Linked DNA regions of Homo sapiens: region 2 is linked to region 1. A link is a loop called in an ENCODE intact Hi-C map of the cell type or tissue named here. Cell type or tissue: GM12878. All regions are shown on one strand. Links, peaks and the distances in the headings refer to the core of each region. The heading gives the core; the rest is flanking DNA.

Region 1 (8,340 bases), core at 165-8,164:
GATGCAACATGAATCTCCAACAGCAAGTTTCAACATAAGTTTTGGAAGGGATATTCAAACCCTGGTCAATGGGTTTCATTTCACGTGCCTCCTGAAGTGTTTGGCTGTGATGAGAAGGATGGTGAGCCCCAGCTCAGGTCCTGGGAGAAGGAATGCCCTGATGGATTGTCAGTGCCTGTTGTGACTATGGAGTGGGCTTCTGCAGGAGCAAGGCAGCAGGCTATTTGCTAAGGCTGCCCCCGAGTATCACAGAATGGTGAAGGAAAGCTATTTTTAGCTGTCCTCCTCAGAGGCTTTCCCTTCTGTTTTGATTTTTGGTTCCCTCATACTCTGGCTTATAAATCACCTCACTCTCCGACAGGCTGGTTGGGCAGGACTTGCTGCATTCTGGGAGCTTGGCAAGCTCACTGTCACAATTCTTGCAAGTTACAAAAGGTGAGAGTTCTGGCCAGTGAAGAGGTAAGGCTTGGGAGGGTGTCAGTGGCCGTATAAAGTAGCGTTATAAAGTGTCTGACTATTCCTGTTTTAAATATGCCACATTGTAAAAAGTAATGGCAAAATTATTAATCCCAAGAAGGCTTGCCTGTGGTCTTTTGTGTGGAATAAGCTGGCTTACCTAACAGTGGCTATTGACTTTCATGCTGACAAGCCTGGAACCTGGAATATTCTGCCATCTTTTAAAGCCTTCCCTAATGGTCTTTGAAATTATGATATCTGATTAGGCAGCTTTTGTGAGGAAGATCGAGTCACTTCAAATGCGGCTAGAAGGGAACTCAAAGGGTTACTTAGCACTGAGCCATAGCAGTAAGAAAAGAATCTAAATTAATCTTGTTAAAAAGTTCTAGAAAATTTTAAATTTTGATATCTCTCTAAAAGACATTTATGCTCCATGAGGAATACAGAGTTGGGCCTCTGAGAAAACTGAGCAGAAAATCAGGTCACAGAACTTGCTATAGGACTTTATGAAGGGTCCATATTAATTCTCACATGTATGCATGTCTATGTGTAGGGTCTATGACACATCAGCTGCAAGGAAGGAGCTGCATTTTTCTTGTCCCCTCACAGATGGCATCATAAAACAATTTATTCAATATACTATTAGAACCTATCAAGGTGGCCTAATGTTCCCCAAGCAAACCTACAAAAAGTAATCGTCACTCAAAGAAGAAGAAAGAGGAAGAGGAGGAAGAGGAAAGAAAAAAAAGAAGAAAGTTAAATTGCTATGGGAGCAGACAGAAAAGAATGTCTGATGCTCTGCTGGGAGATAACGTTTCCAGATGTGAAAGTACAAACTTACCAGGTGGATATCGGAGTGGATGGTGTGGGTCTGAATTCCAGAAAGAGGAGCAGCTGGTGCAAAGGCCTGGATGTGTGATGGAGCCCAGTGTGTTTCGCAAGGCTGGAACAAGGGGAATAGCAGGGAAGTTGTGAGAGACAGAACCAGAGAAGATATTCTTAGGCTCAGGCCTACCATAGAAAATAGGAAATCCAGAAGCCATTCCTGCTCTGTTATACATGTAGCTGACTCTCTTTTTCCTATTCTTCTTGCTCTTTCTCTACTCTTCATACCAACAGTGCCTTCAACACTGTTGAATTATCACGACATTGTTATGACAGCTGCCCAGTAACCATTGTTCTTTAGTAGCAGTGACCTAATTTCCCCTGGAGAACCATCCATTTCTCACTCTCTTACCATGGAGTTTGGATGTAGCTGGGCTCATCTCCTAACTCTTAAGTTGGGTCCTGAACCTAATGTTGGGAATCTTTCTGCCTCTTTAGAGGAAGAAGTACTCCATAAATCACACCACCCTCCTGTCTTTGGGGTAGGTGGACTGAAAGATGTTAAGCCTGGAGGTGCTCTTAATTATATTTGCTGCCATTTGAAGAACTGGCCTGAGAATAAAGCAATGTTGAGGACAATAGAGCCAAGAGATGGAGAAAGACAAATGACATTTGTTTTTTGAGTACCTGGATCTAGCTATGGATGAAGCCACTTCAGCTCCTTGTTTTTCTGTAACATGAAACAATCCTGTTTACAATTAGATACATGTTACCTGCAAACACAGTGGCCTCTAAGGCCCTAGCTCCCTATCACCTCAGTGACTTACAGTGCCTTGGAGCATTTGATAACTTGATTCAACTCAAGAACCTCAGTCTTAGAAATCGTTAAGTGCTCCGAGGAGAACAGTTACTCAAATGGGACATGTTTGGCCTTTATGGCTCCAAGTGCCCTCAACTATTCTGACTCCCTACCCTGCATCTGTTCTTTAATAAATGCTTGCCGGGGACATTCATATGGAAGAACTGTCCAACTCTGAGGCTAAGAACTCCAGCTGTAAGTGATAAGGTTCCTTCTGAGGATGCATCAAGAGCATGCCAGCTCTAGGGGTCTTGCTACTTCCACCATGCCCTCTGGTCACCTTAGTTCTAGGCAGCTACTCTTTAGTTTACTCATCCTAATTTCCTCATCCTGGTTAAAAACATCATTATTCTTGCTGGAATATCAACTACTGGCTGACAGCAGTTATCACTCAAGCCTGCCTAACCACTTAAGCTAGAAAGATTAAGAGGAGTTGGAATCCAACAGACTTTAGTTCAAATCTGGGTTAACCAAATAATTCATTATTTGACTTTGGGCAACTTCTTAGCCTCTATGAGCTTTAGTTTCCTTATCTATAGAATGGGGCTTATAATCAGTACCCAATGCAAGTAATTGTTGTTTGGACTAAATACAATCTAAACAACAATAATCATGGTACACCAAGCCTGTCACTCCAGTTTATCATAATGTGACTTCTACTTGATTTTCCCATCTTTCTCCATGATTCCTTCCCCATTCTTATGGAAACTTCCTCATTCTTATGAAACTGCATCAGTTCCAACCTCACAGATGCAGTCACCAATCTGAATGTGCATGCACAGCTCCATCACTGTGACTTTGACTCTATAGTTCCTTTCACCTGAAATGTCCTATTATCCTTCTTCAAGACTCAGCTCAATTTTACCTCTTCTATGAATCGTTCTTTTACCAGGTCAGCTCCTAACTCTTTGATCTCCTGGAGAACTTATGGCTGAAAGCTATCCATTTATCATCCCGTTTTGAACATTTGCTTTCTTTAATATTTTGTATCCCCAACTAGATTGCACCCTCCCTGACCCAGTGTCTTACACATAGATGGCACTCAACAAATATTTGCTAAATGCTTTATTTTCCTTTTATGTCATTGGGTAACACTGAAATTCTAATAACTAAATGTAAAAAGACAACCTACCTCCCCAGCACCATAACCACCACAAAAGGCTGTACAGCTTAAGTTAAGGCCTGTCTTCTGCTTTTGAATTTGCAATTGGAAACATATGGTGATTTGGAACATAGCCATTTTTTTTCTTTTTTTTTTCTGTCTAAAGAAACCTTTAAAGCCTCACTAAATATGTCAAGAAACAGCAATGAAAATGTCAAGAAATTGTAATATTGCTTATTGCAAAACACACACACACACACACACACCCCACTGCTGATGTGTTTATGAAGTTCCAAGTTGAAAAAACAAGGGCTAATTTTAGATTCTGGTTTTTTCCTTCAAGTCATAATAAGAAAAAATACAAACATCAACTGAAACCCCAGTGCACAAAACCTCTTAGTCATACCCAGTAGGCACTTTCAAAAACCAATTTTCTAGAGAAAGGATTGTAATTCGTAGCTCATTGAATCACGAATCCTGCTGCCCTGATGAATAGAAGGGATTGAAAGAACCACCACTGGAGTCCTGTGGCCCAGTCTTGAATGCAGATGTCAAAAATGGGAGCCACGACTTGGATGTTGTTTTCTCACACATTTTCCAGCTCGTTGAAACCCTGCAGTGCTTAAGATGACTTTGAAGACCCCAACTCAGGAGAAAATGAGCAACCCAGTTCTCAGTGACAGGAATGCCAATCTTTTGACATCCTGATAATCATCACAGCAATCAGTGGGGAATCAGGTATTGAAACTTAGACTTCACTGGGGAAATTCCCATCCAGTGCAGAGGAGTCTTTATTAAGAAAGCTCTGACTTTCTAAACACTCTGGTATCAGTAGCTCAATTCTCATTGCGGAAGACAGAGTGGGGAGGCAGAGTGATTGTTTCTGGATAATCCTGCTTTCTCCAGGGGGAATTCCTGACTTCTGGGCTACTGGTGTCCCAGAAGCAATGCCATCCTCTCCAGAACCATCTCAGAAGAATGACATCATCATGCCCTTACTCTTTGTTCTCTCATTTCCCTGCTTTCTTATAAACATCAGTAAATATATTAAAGCCAAGGCCAACAGAACCTTCAAAAAGATGTCTGTGTGTCATAGAATCATGGATCCCTTATGTCTTTACTGGAACTTGCTTTTTTTTTTTTTTTTTACTGTAATCACTGGGGCTTCAGTGATAAGATACCTTCATCACTAGCCAAAACATTATTCAAGAACCAGTCGAAATCTCGGATTCTTTATGAGCCCTTCCTCGGCAACTTTGGTCTTCTGGGAACCTTCTCTCCTCTCAGCCTTAGAAAACGTATTGATTAAACCTTCATTTGTTATTCACTGTGAACTTCTTTATTTTTTTGTGTGGGCAAGACTTTTCTTCTCAAATCGGTAGTGTCTTGTCTTATTTTATCATAAAGTTTAACAGAACCCTGAAGCCAGATGATCTGCGTTCCAGTGTGGCTTTGACACTTTCTAGGTGTGCAACACTGAGCAAGTTACCTAACTTCTCTGTACTTCACTTTCTTTATCTGTAAAATGAGGCTAGTAATGATATCTATCTCATAGAAAGGTAATGAATATTAAAGCAGTTAATCGATGTGAACTGTGTGGAACAGGCCTAGGAGACAGTAAGCACTAAATAATGCTATATATTAACTCCCTCAATACCTCTCACAGCAGTCCATACCATAGCTGATTCATTCATTTAACAAATGTGTATTGAGTGGCTACTATATTTCAGGGACCATTTTACAAGTTAGTAATGCAGGGGTGAACAAAGTTGATGAAGCTATTTCTCATGGAATCTACTCTCCAGAGAGACATATAATAAATAAATAAATAAATAACATGGTAAAACATAATTTAATACAACATAATAGGATATGGTTTCAGATAATGTTGTGAGCACTGGAGCAGCAGCATAGGGGATAAAGTGCGATGGGGGACTAGTCTACGAGAGGGTGGGGACACATTTTAAGTATTCACTAAGCATTTAATTGCCAAATCTGGAGAAAGAGGCTCACTGGCAACCCATCGGAAAGCTTGAAGCTGTGCATGACATGTTCCTTTCTGAATGTCCAATTAGAAAGAAGACTGTGAAGAAGGAAGTAAAATGGTAAAGTAAGCTAAATGTGTCCTGGGCAGCACATCTCCTGACTTGACATTATGTGTCCCTTCCTCTAATTCTACTTCTAAAATCATGTTTGCTAATTATAGCTGCCCAGAGATGTTCGGTGAAATTTAATCAATGATTTAATCTTCAGAACTTTCCTTTCATTTCCTAATCAAAGTTGACCAGTAATCCTAAATCCCCTTTCCTGAGGCCTCTGATTCTCTGCATTTCAGGATTAGACCGATTTATTTCCTAAACTATTCCAGGAATGTTTTCTAGTGGTGCTTGTGTGTAAAGGGGGAAAAAGCCTGGTTGCTCTCAGGCTATATTTCTGCTTTAGTGATGGCTATCTAATAATATGGTCCCAACTCAAGTAATTTGTATAATAACATCAATTTTTAAAAGCAAGACTGAGAAAAGATATCTTAGGGGCAGGTGAAACCTTGTGATACCTGAAAACAAAATCTCACAATATAGGCTGCATTCTTGTTCTAGAAAGTATAATTTTGTGGTTAATTATGATTCTGGAATCATACAGATCTGCGTACAAATTGTGGCCCCCGCCAATTACTTGCTATGTGATTTCCAAAAAGTAACCGTTTCTCAGTTTCCTCATCTGTAGACTGGGCAGACTAATGCTACTTCTTTTCTGGTTTTTAATAAGAATTAAATGAGTTCATGCAAGTAGCACATTTGGTACAGTATCTGATGTATTTCAAATACACAATCATATCTTCTAAAAATCTGTTTGTACAAATACAAAGTCTCTTTGTTTGACCAAAAGAGAGATTAATTTACACAGCTGCTCTTCAGAATGGAGTTTTTCATAGCAAATGTGAATATGGTTCCTTTCTTGACCTAACCCTAGGCAGGAAACAGTTTCCTTAGGTTGGGCACATTGTAATTGTGGTAAAACTGTGTAACCTTATTCATAACATGTCGTGTTTTGTTTGATGGTTTACAAATATTCTAAAGAGCTTGACCCATCAAAGAAGCTAGAGGTTGCCAGTTAGAGGAAACAGTCTGTAACTGAGAAACTTTCGAGTGAATAGCTTAAAAGAAAGAAAATACAAATAATTTCTTCACACCTCCATTAAAGGAGAGGCTCAACTCATCCGGGAAAGATGGCAGCAGGGTTCAAGGTGCCTTTGGAGAGAAATTGGGAAGAGTTTATGTACTGGGTAACGTGGTGTGAATGGGGTGGGGTGGAGATAAAAGATTTCCTGGAGTGTATCGGGGAATGGGCTACACCTGGAACTGGGAAAAAAGGCTTGTAACTTTACTGATGAGAGAAACATAGTTGCCGTTCTCTACATAAAAAGAAACCAGTGTTTGCAGCAGTTGAGTGAAGATGCAGACATTTAAATGATACTGAGATGTTTGTATTTTCTTTGACGGAGCCACCTCTTGTACCAATCTAGCAGCACCATTCTCAGGGGAGAGAATACAACATGAACGGGACCTCTGGAGCATAACTCCACTGTGTTTTTGTGAATGGAGTCCCCAGGAGTTGTGAAAGGCAAAAGCCTTGTCTTTAAGCTATTGCTCAAATTACATTATTTTTATTGCTTATAAGAATACATCACTGAGAGTGTTGTCTTATTAGTAAAATAGTGTTTGCCAGCCTATGAAAGCAATTAGTGATTCTCAAAGTGTGGTCTCTGGGCCACCTGCTTCCGAAATCATCTGGGGTGTTTTCTTCTCTTTTCTTTTCTTTCTTTTCTTTTCTTTTTTTTTTTTTTTTTTGAGATGGAGTCTTGCTCTGTTGCCCAGGCTGGAGTGCAGCAGAGTGATCTCAGCTCACTGCAACCTCTGCCTCCCGGGTTCAAGCAATTCTTCTGCCTCAGCCTCTTGAGTAGCTGGGACTACAGGCGCGCCCCCCATGCCTGGCTAATTTTTGTATTTTTAGTAGAGAAGGAGTTTCACCATGTTAGCCAGGATGATCTCGATCTCCTGACCTCGTGATCCACCTGCCTCGGCCTCCCAAAGTGCTGGGATTACAGGCATGAGCCACCGCGCCCGGCCTTGGGGTGTTTTCTAAAATGCAGATTCCTGGGTCCCACTTGAATCTTCTGACTCTATGGGGAATGGGGTCCAACAATCTGTTTTCCAAAGCATACCAGCTTATTCTAAAACACATTACAGTTTGAGGTCCAAAGAAATAGAAATTGTCAGAGACATAAGAGTGAATTTAAGAAAAAGAGCAGAGCAAATAATATGAGTAAGGCAGGTTGATTTAATTACTTCCTTTTATCAGAACTTTAGAAGTATATTCATCATAGATTTTCTCAGGTCGACTCCTGTAACTAGTTTGGTCATTCCTGAGTTTAGAGAAAGTATTCCTTTTAGATACACTCTTTTGTGTCCTAGAGAACCTGAAGTAACCTAGCTTAGTATGGATGGAAGAGAGTCATTTTAATGAGAAGACTCAATTTTAAAGACATGGATTTAGATTGAAAAGAGCTTAGCTACAGTCTGAAACAGCAAAGAGAAAATGCTTTCTATGTCCTAAAGGGAAAACAAACAAGCTAAAATAAACAAAATCAACAGCAACCAAAAACAAAGTAAGAACAAAACCTCTCTTTTTAAAAGCAGCTGCTGGAAGTTTGTACCCTTTGACCCAAATCTCCCCATTTTCCCTATCATCCAGCCCTTTCAGTTTTCTTTTTGTTGTTGTTGTTGCTTTTTTGAGATGGAGTCTAGTTCTGTCACCCAGGCTGGAGTGCAGTGATGTGATCTTGACTGACTACAACCTCCGCCTCCCAGGTTCAATTGATTCTCCTGCCTCAGCCTCCTTAGTAGCTGGAATTACAGGCGCCTGCCACCACGCCCCGCTAATTTTTGTATTTTTAGTAGAGACAGGGTTTCACTGTGTTGGCCAGTCTGGTCTCGAACTCCTGACCTTGTGATCTGCTGGCCTCGGCCTCCAGCCCTTTCAGTTTTAAGATGAATAAGTACTGGAGACCTAATATATAGTATAGTAACTACAGTTTAGA
Region 2 (8,340 bases), core at 62-8,061, 130 kb before region 1:
GGAGCATCAAGTACCACAAAGGTCAAGTAATAGAAAACGTTTAGAATGCCCATTGGAACTGGGAACTAAAGAAAGTCACTGACATTTTGGGGGAAAGTATAAGCAATGAAAGAGATGAAGTAGATACTGAATGTCAAATAGTATGTCTGTAAAGGAGAAATGAGATGGTAGCTCATGGAAGAGAGGAGCTTGAGGTTAAAACAAGGGATCTTTTTTTTAGTGGTGTAAAATGTCCATTTATTTTCTCACAGATCTGTATATTACTCAACTGTGTTCTCTGCTGGGGGTCTCTCAAGGCTGAAATCAGGGTGTTAGACTGGCTCTTATATGCAGGATCTGGGGAAGACTACATTTCCAGGTTCTTTCAGGTTGTCATAATTCAGTTCCTCATAGTTTCTCATGTTTACAGGACTGAGGTTCCTGTTTGCTGGTTGAGCCCACCCTACAGAGGCCACATGAATTCTTCATTCTGCAGACTCCTCCATCTTCAAAGCCACAGCGTGTTGAATCCCTTTTATGCTTCACATCTCTCTGACTTGCTCTTTTAGCTTTAATAATTAAAAAACACCTCCAAATTGTGATTTCACATAAAATTCGCCATTCTAACCGCTTTTCAGTGTGCAGTTCAGAAGTGTTAAGTATATTCATGTTCTTGTGCAACCAATCTCCAGAACTTTCTCATGTTGCAAAACTGAACCTCTGTTACCTGTGAATAACAATTCCTCGTTTCTTTCTCCTCCCAGCCCCTGACAACCGTCATTCTACTTTCTGTTTCTAGGAGTTTGACTACTCTAGGTACCTCATCTAAGTGGAATCATACAGCATTTGTCATTTTGTGATTTGTTTATTTCACTTAATATGATATCCTCCTGGTTCATCCATGTTGTAGCATGTGTCACAGTTTCCTGGGGAGGGGAATTTTTAAGATGGAAAATATGAAAAAAAAAATGGACAGAGCAGGCCACAGGAAAGGAACCAGCCCATGCGTTGAGATTAGAGAGGTCCTACTTGAAATCCTACTATCTGAGAGTCATTTATTTGATCTTCAAGATCTGTTGCCTCTTCAGTCTCCCAGGTAAAAAGCAAATATATCTCGAGATGAGTAAACTTTTAACATCCAAGGGTTGACTAGGTGGCTGTTGGTTGAAATAAAGACAGATAGGTTCCTCAAAAGGGAAAATAAAGAGTGCAAGTGGTGGATGAAGAAGAGGTGAAGACTGGTGAAAGAGTCAGTAGGTCAGACTGTTGTTGGAAACAATCCTTCTTAAGAACTCTGTGGATGTCATCTAGCTTGTCTTAGAATGCAAGTTATCTTCTCACTTAAGAATACTTGCAACTTCATTCTGTTTGGTGTAGGTGCCTATTCTGTTTGCATTTAAGAAGACCCTGGTAACAAAGGAAGAGAGCTTATAAAGACCCCATTTAGAGGGAAATCAGATGGAGACTAAGTACTTTAATGGAGAATTAATACTAAGATAGGATCAGTTAAACTCCAGATTTCAAACACAGTCTTTCCCGGTTTCCCATTACGCAATCTTGCCCAGCTTCCCATTCCAGTTTCCCAATGCGAAACTGGGAAAGACTGTGTTTGAAATCTGGGGTTGGGCTTTGCAAGGGGTGTGCCCTCAGGGGTCTTATGAGATACTCTACATATCTTCAGCTATGAACCCCTTCTTTGACCTCTTGTACAGTCAGCTTCTTGACATCTCTGTTTAGATGATGAATAGGAATCTCCAAGTCAACATTTCCAATACTTCACTTGATTTCCCATCCCTCTCCCAAATCTATTCTCTCCTAGTCTTCCTGAATTCAGAAAATGTCACTAGCATAACAATCCAGTCCCATTTTTTTTCGTGCAATTTATGAGCACATGCTGGCTGTTCTATCATGAAAGACATTTACTTCCTCCCATCTTCGTGGACTACCTAGTCCAGGCATTGTAATTTCTCACCTGAACTACTGCAGTTGCCCCTAACTGGTCTTTCTGCTCCATTTTTGCCAATATGTAATCAGCTCTCTAAACAGCAGCCTCAAAATTCTTTAATGTCTTTTCACTGCAGTTGGGATAAAATTAAAATTCTCTACCACAGGTGCTGGGCCCTAATAGCATCTCTGACCTCATCAACTGTTTTCTCTTCCCTTATCCCTTTCCAGCTGCATCTGCCTCCTTTCCATTCCTCATCCCCACCAATTTTGTTCTCATCTTAAGGCTCTTCTGGGACTCTTCCTCCAAATCCTGTCATTGCTGTCTCATTAACATTCTAATCTCAGCTCAAATGTTTCCTCCTCAGAAAGCTGTCCCTGACCACCCAATCTAAAGAAATCTTTCACCTGACTCACTCTATGCTATGCCACCCTTTTAAATTTTTCTTCATGAGTGTTTTCACTATCTAGAATAATCATTTTTATTTGTATGTTTTTCATTATATCTCTCTCATTAAAGTAAAAACTCTAAGGACAAAATGTTGCATCTATCTCATTTCTGTATTCTCAGAATGTAGAACAGTGTCTGGTACAAAGTAGATGCTCAATAAATGTGTTGACTGCATAAGTGAATCCTTTCCAAACAGGTTGGTTGAAAATTGCTGGTGGATAAGCAGATGGCAAGCAGGGAGCCCTATTCTGAGAGTGGATTTCTGCTCTTGTGAAAAGATGAAACAAGAACACATTATTCAACGAATTAACAAAAACAGTTCTGGACTCTTCCGGTTACAGGGCAAGTGTTTTTGAAGGTGAAAACAATGTGGTCTTGATCTCTTTTCCTGGCTTTGCAAAGAACAAGGAAGATGAAATCAGTGATTTCAAAATGAGTCACTGGAAACAAGTGTTTTTCAAAGAACACACCTTGAAGTTTAAACCAGGTGACGATGAGGGAGGAAGAAAAACATGATGGTATTTTAGACCTCGTAAACTTTTCAGCAGTTCAGAGGAGGTTTGTCAATTCAAATATGTACATGAAACCATGGGCTATCGTACCCTCAAGGAATGAGTGATTCTGGGTATCTGTGGATGGCTGTTTTCCTGATAACTGATGGTTAACTTGTAATTGCTGTAACTGATTTTTTTTAATGGAAAACATTCTAAAAATTTTCCCTTGATTAAGGGAGGCAGTGGAATAAACATGGGCTGCAGGGCAGGATAGACGTAGGCTATGTCCAAGTTCTGCAACTAAAAAATTCTATGACGTTGGCACTTACCCACACTGAGATACAGGTTCTTTATCTGAAAGATGGGACTAATGATAGCTCATTGAAGGGTTGTGTGGATGACATAAAACAGTGATTGTAAAAATGTCACTATACTAAATAGAAATTTCAGACATGGTAAATATTATTGAAGCTACTAGAAAAATATGCGCTTTAAAGATATTGATCAACATATATCCTTTTCTAATGCCTCATTGTCAATATTATGAACAGATAAAATCTGTAACGTCTTGTTAAAATAGCTATAGATCCATGTGATGTAAAATATGAGCTCAAATATGTGTCAGTACCACTAGCAACATTAAAATTGTGCTTTTCTGGAAACACCTCTGATGTCAGATTGTTTCTACCCATTTGCCTTTCTGTCATGACAGTTAAGTGAGATGTGGTGAAATTCATGACTTCCAGGTCAGCTTTACATGGCCACTTTCATGCAAAATCAATTAGTCAACTAAAGACTGTCTTTCAGAAGTAGATTTGTGATCCTCCAAAAAGCCTCTCTTGTCTGTGTTGATGCACTCCTTGGCAGGATGTAAGGTAGTGTTTTCTAGGTTTCTTCCATGGACCCAGTGGAAAAGGATTCTGTGATAAAATACTTTTGGGAGTTAGATTGTCAATGCACGGTGACAACTTCAAGACTCTGAAATGTCATAAAGCAAGACAAAATATTTAATTTGGAACTAATATTTCTTAAACAATTAGAGTACAATTTTTCTTTAACATAACACCTGTTCACAGGAAATTCACTTGCTACAGAACACATTTGAAGTAACACTGCTGTAAGAAAATGTTATGTTTCTTAAGAAAATAAAACCAAGAACTTTAAGGTCGTCCTTGGAAGGAGAGGCTCTTGTAGAGAAGGAAGAGACATCATTCTGACCCTGAAGTTTTATCACTTTCCAAGGTAGGAAAATGCCATATCGTATAGGGCATTGCATACTATACATTCCCTGGGGAGCATTTTGAAAATGTGGGGGCACTTTTGTCTTCTAGCATGATCATACTTGAGCATTTACTTATGAAAGACCATTATCATCAACTATTTTCCTTTTATTTTTTCTTTTATAATATAGTTTAATACTTATATTGATTTCTTCTTATGTGCAGATAGGTTATATTATTTTTGAATTTTATTTTAGTATAGCAAAGGGATGATCACAAAATATTCGTTCTAAGAAGGTGTTGTTCGTGTAGCAGGGGTGGGAATTACTCATTTAGGGGTTTCTTGCTTATTTCTACTGTCACCCTCACACAGGTATGCCAGTGTCAGGAGGCTCTTGTCCTTCTTTTAATTTTGTCCCTGGCAAAACAAAACAAAATTTTGCTAACTGCTCAAGGAGAAAAGCAGGGAAATAAATATGGAGAGTTGGAAGAAATCACAGTAGGAAGAATCTAAACAGTTTGGCCCACAAGATGTGACTTTCTGCAGCATCTTACAGAATCTGTCCCAGCCCCTGTGTGTCCCAGAGATAAAGAAATGATTTATTTGAATCTCCAACTTTCTAGTACTTGGCTTATTTCCATGAGTTGATTATTAATTTTTGAATGTATCATCCAAGAAACACTTTCTTAGAAATTGACATCCTCCAAAGCTCAGGTCAGGAACATGAGACAGTTTTACTTTTCCCCTTGTATTTATTAGAATTGGGTTCAGTGTCTTGTGGAAGAAAACCCAAATATGGCAGCTTAAATCAGAACTTTTTGTTGTCTCATGTAAAAACTGGAGATCAGCATCCAAGAGGGATATGAACAAGTTTCCTCCAGTTTTCTTCTCTGCCATCCCTTGGGGGTGTTGTATATGGTCCAAGATGCTTGTTGAAGCTCCGGTTATTATCCATATCAGTTAAGAGAAAGAAGAAAAGAAAGGAGAAAATCATGCCTTTTCCCTTTTTAAACACTGTTCCAAAGTTGTACACACTACTTCTTTGGCCAGAACTTGGTTGTAAGGTTGCACATATCTGCAAAGACGACTAGGAAATGTAATCATCATTCCAGGAACCCACAAGCCCAGCTGAGATTAGTGGGTTCCATAATAGTTGGGATAAAATTTCACCCCCATTTTCCAAAGTAGCCTCATTTATTCTGGATTCCATATTTCCAGATTTGCCTGTTACTTATATAACTGACTTTAGAATTGACTTCAGATACTTCGGGTGTCCCTTTTATAGGTGCAATAGTTACGCAATAACTTATTTTAATATAATAGGAGCATTTATATGATAGAAAATGTTTCTGTACTTTAATGGTGTATGAGATGTATTCTCATGTGAGTACAACTTACTCTTCCTCTGATTTCTCCACCACCGACAGTGAAAACATCTTCAAAATACTCATCTTCTACTTGCAGTTTTTCTTATGAGATGTGAATTAATAATTCTTTTTCCAACTATATTTAGCCTTTTGATGCCAAACCTTGGTATGAAACATCAGAATTAGCCCTGATAAAAATGTACATGATTCAGTCAGCTTCAATTATTCATAAAACATTATAATTTTCCATTGAGCATTGAACCAGAAATGGGATAATTATGATGTTATATGGCTGAACACATAAAAAAAGTAGTGTACATTTTTCAGTTTATGGAAGATGCATCTTTACTATATGTCTGCATGCTCAGATAAATTGTTGTAGCTTCCTCTTCTGAGCATCAGTGTCACAGAGAGTAGATAAGCAATATTGTCTGGATGGACTTGGATTTGTCAGTGTTCCCTGGCTTCTCAATGTAAACTTTATATCCTCAAGTTCTCCAACCTTTAAGGCCACACTTACTCTGAATAATAATACTAATGATAATAATAATAATAATAATAATAACAATATGGGCATCCTTTCCACATGTACAGAAAATGTAGTATCTTCTCATAACCTATCCCCACATATTCCTGAGAATCCCCAAGGAACACTCACGTGCCCCACAAATCTATCCTGGTTTTGGCTTCTCCCTTCAGCTTGTTATTTTGTCCCAGATGACTTATCTGTGCCTGGGCACCTCTTGCTGTTTTGTAACCAACTTCTCATGGCTTCTGCTGATTTCCTTGCACTGATTTCTCTCATCGCAGAAACAGGCCCCTCTCTTAATTCCCAGAAAGCATTGCCTGGGCTGGAATAGTTAACTAAAGTGGCCAATGACTTGGGAAATACAAAGAAAAGACAGAAAGGAAAAGCTTACTCTTTTCCACCATGTATTGCTACTCCTGGAGCCCCTAGCCCCTAGCTTATTGCCCCCACAGAAGGAAATGCCCTCCCCTCACTTTCTCAACAGGCCTTTGGGAGGTCTTTCTTTCTCAAAACAGTGACTGCTCATACTCCCCTCTGCCCTGCCCCTCCCCAAGGGCAACAAACAAGCAAAAATACAGCATTCCAGTTCTAGATAGAGCAACTGGGTACATATAATATGTTTTCTCTTTTAAGATTTTCAAATACATTTTAGATTTGTACACTTTGGCTTCCATTTAAAAAATGCAGTTAAAGTCAAGGAGTGGCTTCACTGAGATGCCAAGCTTTTTTGTTTTTCTCCAATACGGTGCCAGCAAAGTTACTGTTATGGCTCAGTTTTGTCATTTAGTTTTGCCTTGATGCAGTGAACAGGGAACACCCCCACAGACTGCTAAGCTGTGTACCAGGTGTTGTGCCTTTGATGAGGCCCAGGAATGTTTCAAGGAGTGTGCGGTATAGGGCAGGTGACTGTTGGCTTCTCCTATTTTCCCACCACATGTGGGCACACATCTGCTGTGTCCTGCTGGCACTCTCCTTGGGCTCCCATTGCCTTGGCCTCATTTCTTAGCTCTTTTCCCCTGGCAAGCCTCTTCCACAGTGTGGGGGTGTCTGCTGCTCACCAAGCTGGTATCACATCTAAACTCCATCTTTACCACTGCCTCCACATTTACTCATATTTGTCATTCTCTCTCTCTCTTTTTTTCCTAATTTCCTAATTAGCCGCTCACATTTCCTGTTATTTTACTCATGTTTCTTGGATAATGAGATGTATAGGTATTGCCATCCAATGAGAGTTTTTATTCCATTTCATAGCCATGGGATGACTTAGATCCTCAGCATTTCTGACTCTTTCATTTGATGTGGGCTGTTTTCAGAAATTGCTTCTCTACCACTGAGAGATTTTTGCTTTGTTTCATTCAAATATTTCAGCCATTTTTTGAACCTGGAGCTGTTCCAGAAGTCTAATGGATTCAGAAGGCTCCACTTAGGCAGAGTTTTTCTGTTTATCAATTATTATAATGGTGCTTGGTATTCAACATGTGCTGTGTATCAGAATGTACAGACCTGAATTAGAGGTGATGTTTTCCAGGAAGGTCCAATTCAATCATGAGAAAGAGTATGTCTTTGGGTTGTTAATTCTGCAGAAGAATGCATTTCTGTTCCTCCATTATAAATTGGGCAAGGGTGGGTTCTCAATTGGTTAAAAGTGATTGAGGGTTTAAAGCTAGCGTGAAGAAAATATAAAATTGTTCTGAAACATTCTGGATATAAAAGGTGAAAACAATGAGGATTGTCAAAAAACTGGCATCAGTTGGGGTTTTTTTATTGTAAATAACAAAAATCCAAGTAAAACTGACTGAAGGAAATAGGAGATTATTTGGTTCCTGCAAGTAGAAAGAATGGGGTGCGGCTGGCCTCACTTTCAGCTGGGTGCCAGGTTTCTCTCTGCATCTCTCCTGTCTCTGCTCCACCTTGCCTGATGGTGCCCTTTTCTTCTGTGGCAGATAGATATTCTCTATGCAACATGGCCAATGTAGCTTATGTGGCTTATTCCATTGTTCCAGACCCTTGGCTTAATAAAAATCTTCCCAGCTCAGTGATTATGGAGAAATAAGCAGTGAAATTTTCTCTTCCTGTTTCAATCCATACAAATCATAGTGAAAGATTCTCTTGGCACAACTAAGGTCCTGAGCCTGTCACATGGCTATATGTAGGTTAAACCTGCCCTGGCTCTGATCACTGGCCCAGCCCTGTGGCAGGTGGTGTTTGTATATGCATGCGTGTGTAGGGGGTGGGCTTGGGTGGGTGGGTCACTATAATTGGCAGTTTCCACAGAATTGCATTCTCTTTTGAGGGGGTAGAAGCAGTTACCTGGAGAAGGAAAAAGGTATTTTAGGTAGACCAAACATCTACATT

The links. Peaks named below come from ENCODE experiments on the same cell type or tissue, not always from the same donor. Only the 100,000 strongest peaks of a DNase experiment are listed, where the experiment ranks them.
Region 2: it touches region 1 in a loop (2.4-fold over the local background); 5 of 110 quality-filtered maps call a loop at or near these places.

The regions. Positions count from the first base shown.
Region 1 is chr11:95,552,102-95,560,441 of GRCh38, reverse strand. No RefSeq gene overlaps it. Among named protein-coding and RNA genes, the nearest start is that of FAM76B, 230 kb to the left of the region's middle. In GM12878, for the core only: no CTCF peak of the experiment used is centred there; DNase peaks (open chromatin) are centred at 3,641 and 4,011; H3K4me3 peaks cover 563 bases; H3K27ac peaks cover 1,763 bases.
Region 2 is chr11:95,683,507-95,691,846 of GRCh38, reverse strand. No RefSeq gene overlaps it. Among named protein-coding and RNA genes, the nearest start is that of FAM76B, 100 kb to the left of the region's middle. In GM12878, for the core only: no CTCF peak of the experiment used is centred there; no DNase peak of the experiment used is centred there.